Regions from separate parts of the Homo sapiens genome. Here region 1 is linked to region 2. A link is an interaction called in ENCODE POLR2A ChIA-PET data of the cell type or tissue named here. Cell type or tissue: Caco-2. All regions are shown on one strand. Each heading gives the region's core, and the rest is flanking DNA. Links, peaks and the distances in the headings are about the cores only. Region 1 overlaps AOPEP (aminopeptidase O (putative)). Region 2 overlaps AOPEP (aminopeptidase O (putative)).

The links. ChIA-PET counts read pairs that join two places held together with the same protein. Peaks named below come from ENCODE experiments on the same cell type or tissue, not always from the same donor. Only the 100,000 strongest peaks of a DNase experiment are listed, where the experiment ranks them.
Region 1: POLR2A ChIA-PET joins it to region 2 with 7 read pairs; 2 of 35 experiments call an interaction of 5 or more read pairs at or near these places.

What each region holds. Positions count from the first base shown.
Region 1 is chr9:94,794,252-94,799,627 of GRCh38, reverse strand. The region is part of intron 4 of AOPEP (aminopeptidase O (putative)); the gene reads right to left. Among named protein-coding and RNA genes, the nearest start is that of MIR2278, 13 kb to the left of the region's middle. In Caco-2, for the core only: no CTCF peak of the experiment used is centred there; no DNase peak of the experiment used is centred there.
Region 2 is chr9:94,987,575-94,992,950 of GRCh38, reverse strand. The region is part of intron 11 of AOPEP (aminopeptidase O (putative)); the gene reads right to left. Among named protein-coding and RNA genes, the nearest start is that of AOPEP-AS1, 45 kb to the right of the region's middle. RefSeq lists a silencer at 2,810-3,104. In Caco-2, for the core only: no CTCF peak of the experiment used is centred there; DNase peaks (open chromatin) are centred at 770 and 2,760.

The sequences.
Region 1 (5,376 bases), core at 312-5,311, 190 kb after region 2:
GCCTCCAAAACAGCTAGGAGTACAGGCTTGAACCACCGCAACCGGCCTATTATTATTTAAGACAGGATTTCACTCTGTTGCCCAGGCTGGACTGCAGTGGCAGGGTCATAGCTCACTGTAGCCTCCAAGTCCTGGGCTCAAGCAATCCTCCTACCTCAGCCTCCTGAGTAGCTAGGACTACAGGCATGTTGCCATGCCACATCCAGCCTTTTTTTTTTTTTTTTAAGAGATGGGGTCTGGAGATGGGGTCTCACTTTGTAACCCAGAGTGGTCTCAAACTTCTGGCTTCAAATGATCCTCCTGCCTCAGCCTCCCAAAGGGCTGGAATCATAGGCATGAGCCACTGCACCCAGCCAATTATAACTACAGGTGCTCACTTGATTCACAGTGAATAATGAAAAATCTTAAGATGCTGGCATGTCCCAATATGGGCAGAATGCAACAATAATTCCTCTCCAAATGTAAGAAGTACCTTTCACTTACCCAAGGCCAGCGCTCAGGAGACCAATATGGCTAGGTACAGATAAGCCTCACCTTCTAGCAGCATGGTTCATAGAACACAGCTTCCAGCACTGAAGGCATTTCACCACAACGGAGAGTAAGAAAATGGATGGAGGCCCATAAAAACTTGTCAGAATAAGATGACATGAAGAATATAATTCTTGACATTTAATTCTGGCCAAAGTCCCTGGATTGATAACCTTGCTTTGTGGAGAGAGTGAGTCAAGGTGCCTGTTGGTGAACATTTAACTAAAAAGGCTGCAATGCCCACCTAATGACAAGTACTGTGCTTGTGCATGAATGTGGTCAAAGGTCTCGCAAAGTGAAAAAGGCCACTGATTAAATTAACCACCACAGTATCTTTTTCTCATGTATTTACACAGGTATATAATGTGCTACAGTAATTTCAGTTCATATAATCTCTATTGCAAAGCTTTCAGATCGTGTTAAACCACAGAGAAACTGGAGTGTGCAGGCATCTTCTGGACAAAGCTGAGGCATAAGCTTAAATTATATCTACCACAGCACAATTTTGCAAAAAGGTCATTCTAATGGTCTCTCTAAATATAACATGGGAAAAGATTATTTCCTGCTGCCAAGAACCCTAAAGTTAGAGAATACTGAGGTAGCCAAAGATACACCCAAAAGTGTTTGGCCGGATGAATTTCTGGTGATCGTATACAACCTAAACCTGATAGACAACATTCTGACTCCACGGTAAGTTCTCTCATATCCTTTTCCAATCAGGAACAAGGCAAGTTAGAATCTCTCTGGGCATAAAAGGCACTAGCTCAGATGATGAAGATGATTCTAGTTGTGTGAATTAGTACCATTGTAATCAAAGCCTGGGAAAAAATGCAGGACTTTAAGGCAATCAAGCTCTGACCAGGTGAGAAGGGTAAGGCTCCCATAGAAATGGACACAGAAATGGCATCAGGAAAGCCACTTCTGCGTTCCCACATAGGGATCAGGAAACCTGGGCTTCACTGTCTTCTCAGACTGGCTCACTTGTGACCAAGGCAGGCAACTCAGTATCTGGGGCTTCTTTTTCCCCATCTTTAACATAGTCTCACCAAAGTGGCTGCTGGAGGAGGTAAGGAATTGGTTAGAAAAGGATATGAGAGGCCAGACATGGTGGCTCATGCCTGTAATCCCAGCACTTTGGGAGGCTAAGGTAGGTGGATCACTTGAGGTCAGGAGTTTGAGACCAGCCTAGCCAACACGGTAAAACCCATCTCTACTAAAAATACAAAAAAATTAGCCGAGTGTGGTGGTGCATGCCTGTAATCCCAGCTACTTGGGAGACTGAGGCAGGAGAATCACTTGAACCTGGGAGGCAGAGTTGCAGTGAGCTAAGATCGCACCACTGCACTCCAGCCTGGGCAACAAAGCATGACTCTGTCTCAAAAAAAAAAAAAAAAAAGGTATGAGAGAATTTACTAACTTACTGTGGAGACTGAATGTTCTCTATCAGGTTTAGGCTGTATACAATCATCATAAACTCATCAAGCTGAACACTTAAGATCTGCACGTTTTGTTGTATGTTAATTATACTTAAAATATAAACAAATGAAAATCTTTTCTAAGGTTTCTTCTGGCACTATGATTCTATGATAACTCAGCACATAAGCCATTCTTCATAGAATCGCCTTGTTTCTGAAGAGGTCAGGGGATTCTGTACTTTTTTTTTTTTTTTTGAGACGGAGTCTTGCTCTATTGCCAGGCTGAAGTGCAGTGGTGCAATCTCGGCTCACTGCAACCTCCGACTCCCTGGTTCAAGCAATTCTCCTGCCCCAGCCTCCTGTAAGCTAGGATTACAGGCACACGTCACCACACCCAACTAATTTTTGTATTTTTAGTAGAGACGGGGTTTCACCATGTTGGTCAGGATGGTCTCGATCTCCCGACCTCGTGATCCGCCCGCCTTGGCCTCCCAAATTGCTGGGATTAATGGCGTGAGCCACCGCGCCTGGCCAATTCTGTGCTTTTTACAAAGTAATAGTCTTCCATAGATTCAGCACCGACTCAAAGATGCTGTACTTCCTATCAAAGCAACTTTTCATATACTTTACAACTCTAAAGAAGACCTGTTCCCCACCAGATTCTTCTTTCAAATAATCAGTCTCAATGTGTTTTCTTCTTTGTAGTGCCCATTTTCCATGCCTTTAATCATTTTTGCTAAGTTCCTTTGGACTTTATCCAAGTTTCTGTGTCGTGTTTAAACTGTATGGCCCCCACAAAGGCCTCAAGAGGTTAAAGAAACATAACACAAAGATTCCCCTGTGGCTGAAGGTTATACTACAGCTGAATAAAATTAATAAACTTTCAACAGCTTATCTGAGAGCCTTATAATCAATGTATTTACTAAAATGCTCACCCAGAGTGGCTGGAGCATGTGTGAAAGTGGAGCTGGAAGAGGGAATGTTCTTACTATAATTTTACCCACATGAACACTGATCATAAAAGTTCAGTGACCAACACTTTGGCCAAATTTCTGGAACCCAGATGAGCACTTTAGGCAAATGAAAACCTGTGGTATAGCAGGCCCCTGTGAAAGTTGGATTTACATGAATTTGATTGGTGGTCTTAGGAAGGTTTGAAGTAGAACGGGTGCTGGGGAAGGCAAAAGGGACCAGATGTGAACATAACCAAAAACACCACTGTGACTGGCACTTCAGAGCACCTTTGCTGGCAAACTTTGCATGCAGTCAGACATGTAATGGATGAAAACAAAGCCACTTTCTGACAGCTAAAGACAGCACACATGAAGTGCACAGCCAGGGCAGAACTAAGCAAATGCAAGCTATGATTTTATCAGCAGCATATTCCTGAAGGACAAGCATATTGATAAAGGAAGGGAAAACTCAGTCACAGTTTATTGGACATGGAAGGGGGCATGGGAGGAACCCCATTCACCAGTCCTCACAGTTCCATGGAAAGACGCGCTTCCCTAGAGTGGCACCCGGACCTCTCCCCAGCTTACCTGACTGGCTGGGCCATTCCAGGCTTTCTCTTTTGAATCTGCTTGCACACAGAGGGTGCACTTTGGGCCTGCCCCTGCCATGTGTCAGGTGGACTCTACATCTGTGTTATAGAGGACAGCAGCAGTCCAGCTGGGCTGGTAACTGGGTGGGTAAATTTGTCTCATTTGGAAATGGAGTCTCAGAAACCCCACTGAGACCATGCACCTGAGTATTCCTTCAGTCCAGCTTCTGTCAATAATAAAACCTTTATTTTTATCTCCTCTGTCTGTTCCTCAACTGGTGAATTTAGGAGGACAAGAGAGGAGTTGTACTTGCTTCTTCCCCTAAAGCCCGACAGGAATTTTAGACATCATCTCTTCCCAGAATCTTCATTTGATTTAACCATTTCTTCCTCCTTTCAGAATAGTGGATGCAAGAAAACTGAGAAGCCATTTAAGTTGCTTCTGAGCAGGAAGGAGAGAGCACAGAGTCAGTGGCTGCTGCCCACTCCTCAACCCCACATCTCTTTGGAATATGGCTAGAAAGGCAAAATAACAAATGTCTGTCTTTGCCTTCCCCTAGCCTTCCAAAGGCACACATTTTCCAACTGCACAGCTCCTCTAACAATCAATCAATGCTGAGGCCTTAGATGAAAAAGAGAAGAGTACTTCTTCACCATCAAGAATTTGAGAACCCATGGACAAAGCCTTCATTCTACAGATAAGGAAAGTGTGGCTTTGTCCAAAGAGGTATATCCAACCACCAAGAATGGCACTTTCAGGCTCAAAGGCATTGCTCTCAACTTCTGTTTTCTGTTCCAACACAACACACTCCAGTCAATAATGGTGGCTCAAATCATGGCAGTGACTCTCCAGATGGGAAGGTGGATCAGACTCCAGGTGAGGCATTAATGTTACATACAGTTTTTTAAAGTCTCCAGGTAAGATTCTGACTCACCTCTCTCTGGGGTCAGGCCTGGATATAAATCCAGGTATTGCTACTTAGTAGGGACATTAATGTTAACAAGTTGCTGAGCTTCAATATCCTTATCTATAAAATGGGAATAATAATCTATCCAATCTGTTTTGCAGGCTTATCCTTAGGACTAAATGAGATTATATTTAGATCAAGACTTAGTTTCTGACTTGGAACAACTAATGGCTACTGTATCAATTCAGGATAGGCTAGGATATGCTGCAGTAACAAACAACCCTGGTGTTTCAGTGGCTTAACACAAAACAGTGTGCTTCTTGCTAATACCAAGTCCACTGTAGATCTAAGTGACTCTCCAGACCACCTGTCATCCTCACTCAGAAATTCAGACCACCTGAAATTACAAAACAAAGCCTCCTCTGTTTTGTAGGCTCTGTTTTGTACTGCAGGAAAGAGAGCACAGGAGGATCTCACATGCAATTAAAGTTCCCACATGAAACTAGAATATGTCACTTCTGCCCACAATTCCCTTCTTCCCTCAAGAATACAGAAGTAAAATCTAATACGCAATCTAGGATGTTCATATAGCTCAGGAAAGACAGTCCAAAATAGGCAAGCTACTGAACAGGAAGTGGAAATTACCTCCCTTCTGCCAAAAAAGGAAAAATGCAGGCAATAATACATGCCCATCAGAAGAGAGAGAACATAGCTTCATCTCTGAAAGATGAAGACCAACTGCCACAGTTACTGTGGTACTAGTAAAAGCAGCATGACAAAATAAAACCAACACAAAAGGAATCTGCATTAGGAGTATACCTTAGCTGGTTTTCAAGGAGTAACTAATCATCTCTACCATTACCCTGGGCTTTCTCCACCAGAAGGTACTGACTTAGTGACTGTCTGTCAATAGGAAAAATGACACAATTGAGCCGGGTATAAAATCCTGGGAGTGCAGCATGATGCATGTGCTGTGCACCTT
Region 2 (5,376 bases), core at 198-5,197:
TTTGTAAAACACCATACAGGACAAAGTATATTTAAAAAACTCTCCCAATACCAGTCCAAGCTAAGGGCAACTTTTAAGTCTGAGGGCAATTCTACAGGTTCCAAGGACAGAAGGAAAGACACATGAAAGTAAATCCCAACTTTTCTCCTCTCAGATGCGACCAGGTACACCTGCATTGCAGGCCTCAGCACGGCACCGGACGCAGCCCAGAGTGCCTTCACCCAGGCCAGCTCCCCTTACCCCCAAAGAGGCAGTGAGCCTCAGAGAGGGCAAGTGGCTCGCCCACTGCTACACGGCTTCGAGGTGGTAGAGCTGACTCCAAAGCTGGTATTTAATGGATTCACTGACGTCTTCATCCACTATAGGACTAGCCTTGCTGAACAAAACTTCATAATAAAGAACTCTGTGAAAAAAACATGGATTTGGACATAACAAACCGACTTTCCTCCTCTACCCAGCCTCCAATCTTGCTGATTAACTTTAAAGTAACGCTGTCTTGCATGTTATGCACCAAACTGTTTGGAGCCCACTTACAGTGTGACGGTGGTGGCTGTAACTCGACAGGATCAGAAGCAGAAAATACTGGGGTCGTAAAGGCCCAAGCTGGAGGACTGACCTGGAAGAACAGGGTCTTTTGCTGAATGATTGCAACAGACTCCTTACCAAGCACCAGTGAAAAGTAGACAGCTGCCATCCAGAGATGTGTGACAAGAACGCTGGCCTTTTTAAACACACACTGGGATCTGTGCAGTTCAACAATCATTGACAGTTACCCTGACCTGTGAGACACTTGTTGGCTGGCCACCACCTTTGTGCTCTCTGACAGTCTTCTGCTCTGGGTCAGCTTCAGGGCAAAAGACAGGGACTCTGGTTGGAAGTGTGCTTGTGAAAGCAAATAAGAGGATATGAAAAATGTACATCAAGATACACTTTTTGTTTAACCATTTACTTTTTCCCATTCGTTTGTTTGTTTGGGTGGCCTGGTATTATGTAATTTAGTTTCCATCTCAAGTGAGGAATGGCTGTATCTTTCCAAATGCAAAGACCTAAACTAATCTCTATATACAATCACATTCACTCACACCAAAAAATATACCAGCTTTTTGATGCAATGGAGCCCAGTATTTCCTATGCAAAATATTCCATCTAGATACATAGGGCTACCGTTTAGAAATATCTAGTGGAAGAGGGGCATGTATATCCATGACACATATTTGTGAAAAGCTCTGGAAAGTGAGGTCCATATCCTGCATCTGTGAAAGAATAGGAACAAACAGCTTCAAGAAAAAGAGGAGTCATTAATGAAAAATCATCACTTCTCAGGGCCCTCTGCCATACTCCTTTATTATCTACTCATAGGTCTTCGTAGAAACTAAGGCAAAGATGGGACCCAAATTACAAAATGCTTTAGTCTGATGGGCTGAAGACTTAGAATCCTGTACTCAAGCCATAGCTCTGCCACTAACTAGTGCTGCGAGCTTGGGCAGATACTACACTTCTCCTGGGGCTCCGCTCCCCCAGTAAGAAGAAGACGCACTGCACTCTAAGACTCATCTGTAGCCTGTGATTCTACAGCAAGCTCAAAGTTGCACAATACCAGAAAAAACTAATATTTAACCATGAAGCAGCAGAGGCCACACAGGAGAAATACCATGCAGGTATTAAATGTATACCTATTTGGTACCACATAATGGCTTCCACAAAAGAGAAGGAAAAAAAGCCCTGACTGTAAAAGTAGCCAGGTGCTCCTGATGGCTTTCCCGGTCAGCAGGGTGCTCTGGCTGCAAGAGCTGGGACAAGCCACTGTGAGCATTGTGCAGGGCCACAGTGGGGGCAGCAGCCTAAAAAGCCCTGGGTGTTGATCTTCTATCAGCATGTGCCATGATGCTGTGCGATGTCAAACAGCCAAGGGGTCATGCTTGTGTATGCAGCCATGTGCACAACTCACTCAACTACTGCTTTGCCGGGCTTTACCTTCCAGGTGTGGGAAGAGTGCAATGTCAATATAAAATAATCTGCTTTTGGCCAGGCGCGGTGGCTCATGCCTATAATCCCAGCACTTTGGGGGGCTGAGGCAGGAGGATCACCTGAGGTCAGGAGTTCGAGACCAGCCTGGCCAACATGGTGAAACCCTGTCTCTACTAAAAATACAAAAAATTAGCCAGGCATGGTGGCACAGACCTGTAGTCCAGCTACTTGGGAGGCTGAGGCAGGAGAATGGCTTGAACCTAGGAGGAGGAGGAGGTTGCAGTGAGCCGAGATCACGCCAGTGCACTCCAGCCTGGGCGACAGTGAAACTCCACCTCAGAAATTAATTAATTAATTAATTAATTAATTAAATTAAATAATCTGCTTTTGACGAAGAGTCTACCAGAGTATGTCTTTAGCCTAATAAAAGAGAAAATGGGGGCAGTTTTTCTTAAAAAGCAGAATCAGTTGTTTTTCTATTGATACAAGGTTTACACTCTAGAGCTGCTATCTTTGTCCTAGTTCTTTGAGTTTGCATTGCTCTTTCTTTCTAAAAAGGTTTCTCTACAAAATAAGGCAGCACTGCAGTGAAATCCTATTACAGGTCCGCTCATTATTAGGGATGCAGTAGTCCTTCCTTCAGTGACTCTTTCTGTGGGCCAATACTTGAAAGCCTGAAAGACAGGTACTGCCCATGTGTCCAAATATGGCTCACCAGACTACACCTTGAGGACAGTCATGCTGGCTCCTTTGCACAATGGGCCAGCTGACTTGTGATTGAGTGGGGCTTAAGGGCAGTCTCCTCCCTCCAAGCGTATTTGTTTTCTTACAGATTTAGCCTCCCAGCGGAACATGGCAAACACAAGACATCAACCTCTACAGTTCTTCGCAGGTCTCAAACTCTGGGGTGGAGACCTGTTGGGCAAAGGTTGGTTTGCAGATGCTTCCACAAACCATGAGCTCATGGGCAGGGTCTGTGCCCTTTCGGCTTTATATGCAAACCACCCAGCGCAATGTTTGGCAAACTGCTTGAACTAATAAACTAAACCACAAAGCCAAATGTTTGGGTTACTTGGCCGGGCGCAGTGGCTCATGCCTGTAATCCCAGCACTTTGGGAGGCCGAGGCGGGCGGATCACAAGGTCAGGAGTTTGAGACCAGCCTGGCCAATATGGTGAAACCCTGTCGCTATAAAAATACAAAAATTAGCCGAGTATGGTGGCTAGTGTCTGTAATCCCAGCTACTCAGGAGGCTGAGGCAGGAGAATCTCTTGATTCGTGGAGGTGGAGGTTGCAGTGAGCTGAGATCACGCCACTGCACTCCAGCCTGGGCAAGAGAGCAAGACTCTGTCTCAAAAAAAAAAAAAAAAAAAAGTTTGGGTTACTCAGGAAGGGTATAAAAATGAAGGATTCTAAGGGTTTAGGTTGTACTTAGAAAAGAAGCTTCTTGGCCAGGCACAGTGGCTCATGCCTGTAATCCCAGCACCTTGGGAGGCCAAGGAAGGCAAATCACGAGGTTAGGAGATCGAGACCATCCTGGCCAACATGGTGAAAGCCCGTCTCTACTAAAAATACAAAAATTAGCTGGGCGCGGTGGCCCACACCTGTAATCCTAGCACTTTGGGAGGCCAAGGTGGGCGGATCTCGAGGTCAGGAGATCAAGACCATCCTCGCTAACACAGTGAAACCCCGTCTCTACTAAAAATACAAAATAATTAGCCAGATGAGGTGGCGGGCACCTGTAGTCTCAGCTACTCGGGAGGCTGAGGTGGGAGAATGGCATGAACCCGGGAGGCAGAGCTTGCAGTGAGCAGAGATCATGCCACTGCACTCCAGCCTGGGTGACAGAGCAAGACTCTGTCTCAAAACAAACAAACAAACAAACAAAAAATAAAAAAATTAGCTGAGTGTGGTGTCGTGCACCTGTAATCCCAGCTACCTGAGAGTTTGCCCCCGCTGAGGCAGGAGAATTGCTTGAACCCAGGAGGCGGAGATTGCAGTGAGTCAAGATTGCGCCACTGCACTTCAGCCTGGGCGACAGACCGAGACTTTGTCTAAAAAAAAAAAAAAAGAAAGGAAAAGAAACTTATTTTGATAGAATATATTTCAGAATATGAGATAATTACGGATTATGTTGACCAGTTCCAGCCGTACCTATGGAGATGCTGACTCAGTAGCAGGTTTGGGCTGGCTCCGGGATCTGCAGTTTTAATCCGCCTCCTACATGATTCTGATGACCAGGTCTCCCTGAGCGCCTTCAACTCAAGCCTGCAGAGCTAGACTTCCAGCAAGAACCCAGCTTGATCCTATTATTAAAACCCACACGTACATGGGCCACTACCAACTGTCTCCATTAGCTGCATTTTTTAAATGCTAGTGGCCTCTGCTTCCTTTTCCTTCTGGTTATCCTTCGATGTTCGAAGGCAGGACTGGGTTATCCTTCATATACCTAGCAAATATTAGCTTTCTCTCTACGGTGTCATACTTTCAATGTGTCTGTTTGCATCTGAGCCAGTTCAGAATTCTTATTCTTTTTACAGGAAAAATGTCTCAAATGCCCTTTATCCCTAATGAGAAAGCCATCCTCATATGCCTTCCTCTGTGCTCACTGAAAAAATGTACGTCTAATCCGAGATTGTGAAAGCTGTGGGCAATCGACTCTCCCTGCCGACTTCCCAACGTCCTTCCCCGTCGTGAGTAGGATTTGGGTGCATCAGCTGCATCACATTGATCTGTGCTTGTTTCTTGTGGCTTCCTACTCATTCCCATGGATATAGGCGTTCCTCAGCCCACTGCATGTCCTCTCTGGATAGACAGACACCATTGGTTATCTAGATACTTAATGCTGTTTTTAGAAGTATCCATGTAAATGAAGAGCTTCTGGACCTGAAAGTTCAGTCAGAAACCAAGGAGCTAAAGTCAGTCTAGCTGTTCCACACCCTCCACTAGACTACCTCTTCCCTGCACAGAGGGGAAAAGCATGGCTTTTTACCCGGGGAGCTGTCTTTCCAGGCAAGGCTGCTGACCCACCTGACCATGTTTATCTAAACATGCTGCTCAAGTCCTGTCACTCCTTGCACAAGCATCAGTGGCTACTCAATCTGCAGGAACTCTCTAGCATCACATTCAAGTCCCTGTGTAATCTGGCTGGGTCCTGCCCCACTAACCATTCCCCCTCACAGATCCTGCCCTCTATGTAAAACAAGCAAGAATTAAACATGTCCCCAACAAGAAAAACAGAAAGGGAAAAGATTACAACCCCAAATCACAATCAAAATGCGTTCACCCAGTATATTTTATCAGTATTTAAAATGCATTCATCCCTCTATTATTCAGGAGCAGAACAACCTTGGTTAGATTGTTGCAGGGGCTGGGAGGGACCTGAGAATGAGAAGGAGGCTGAATGGGA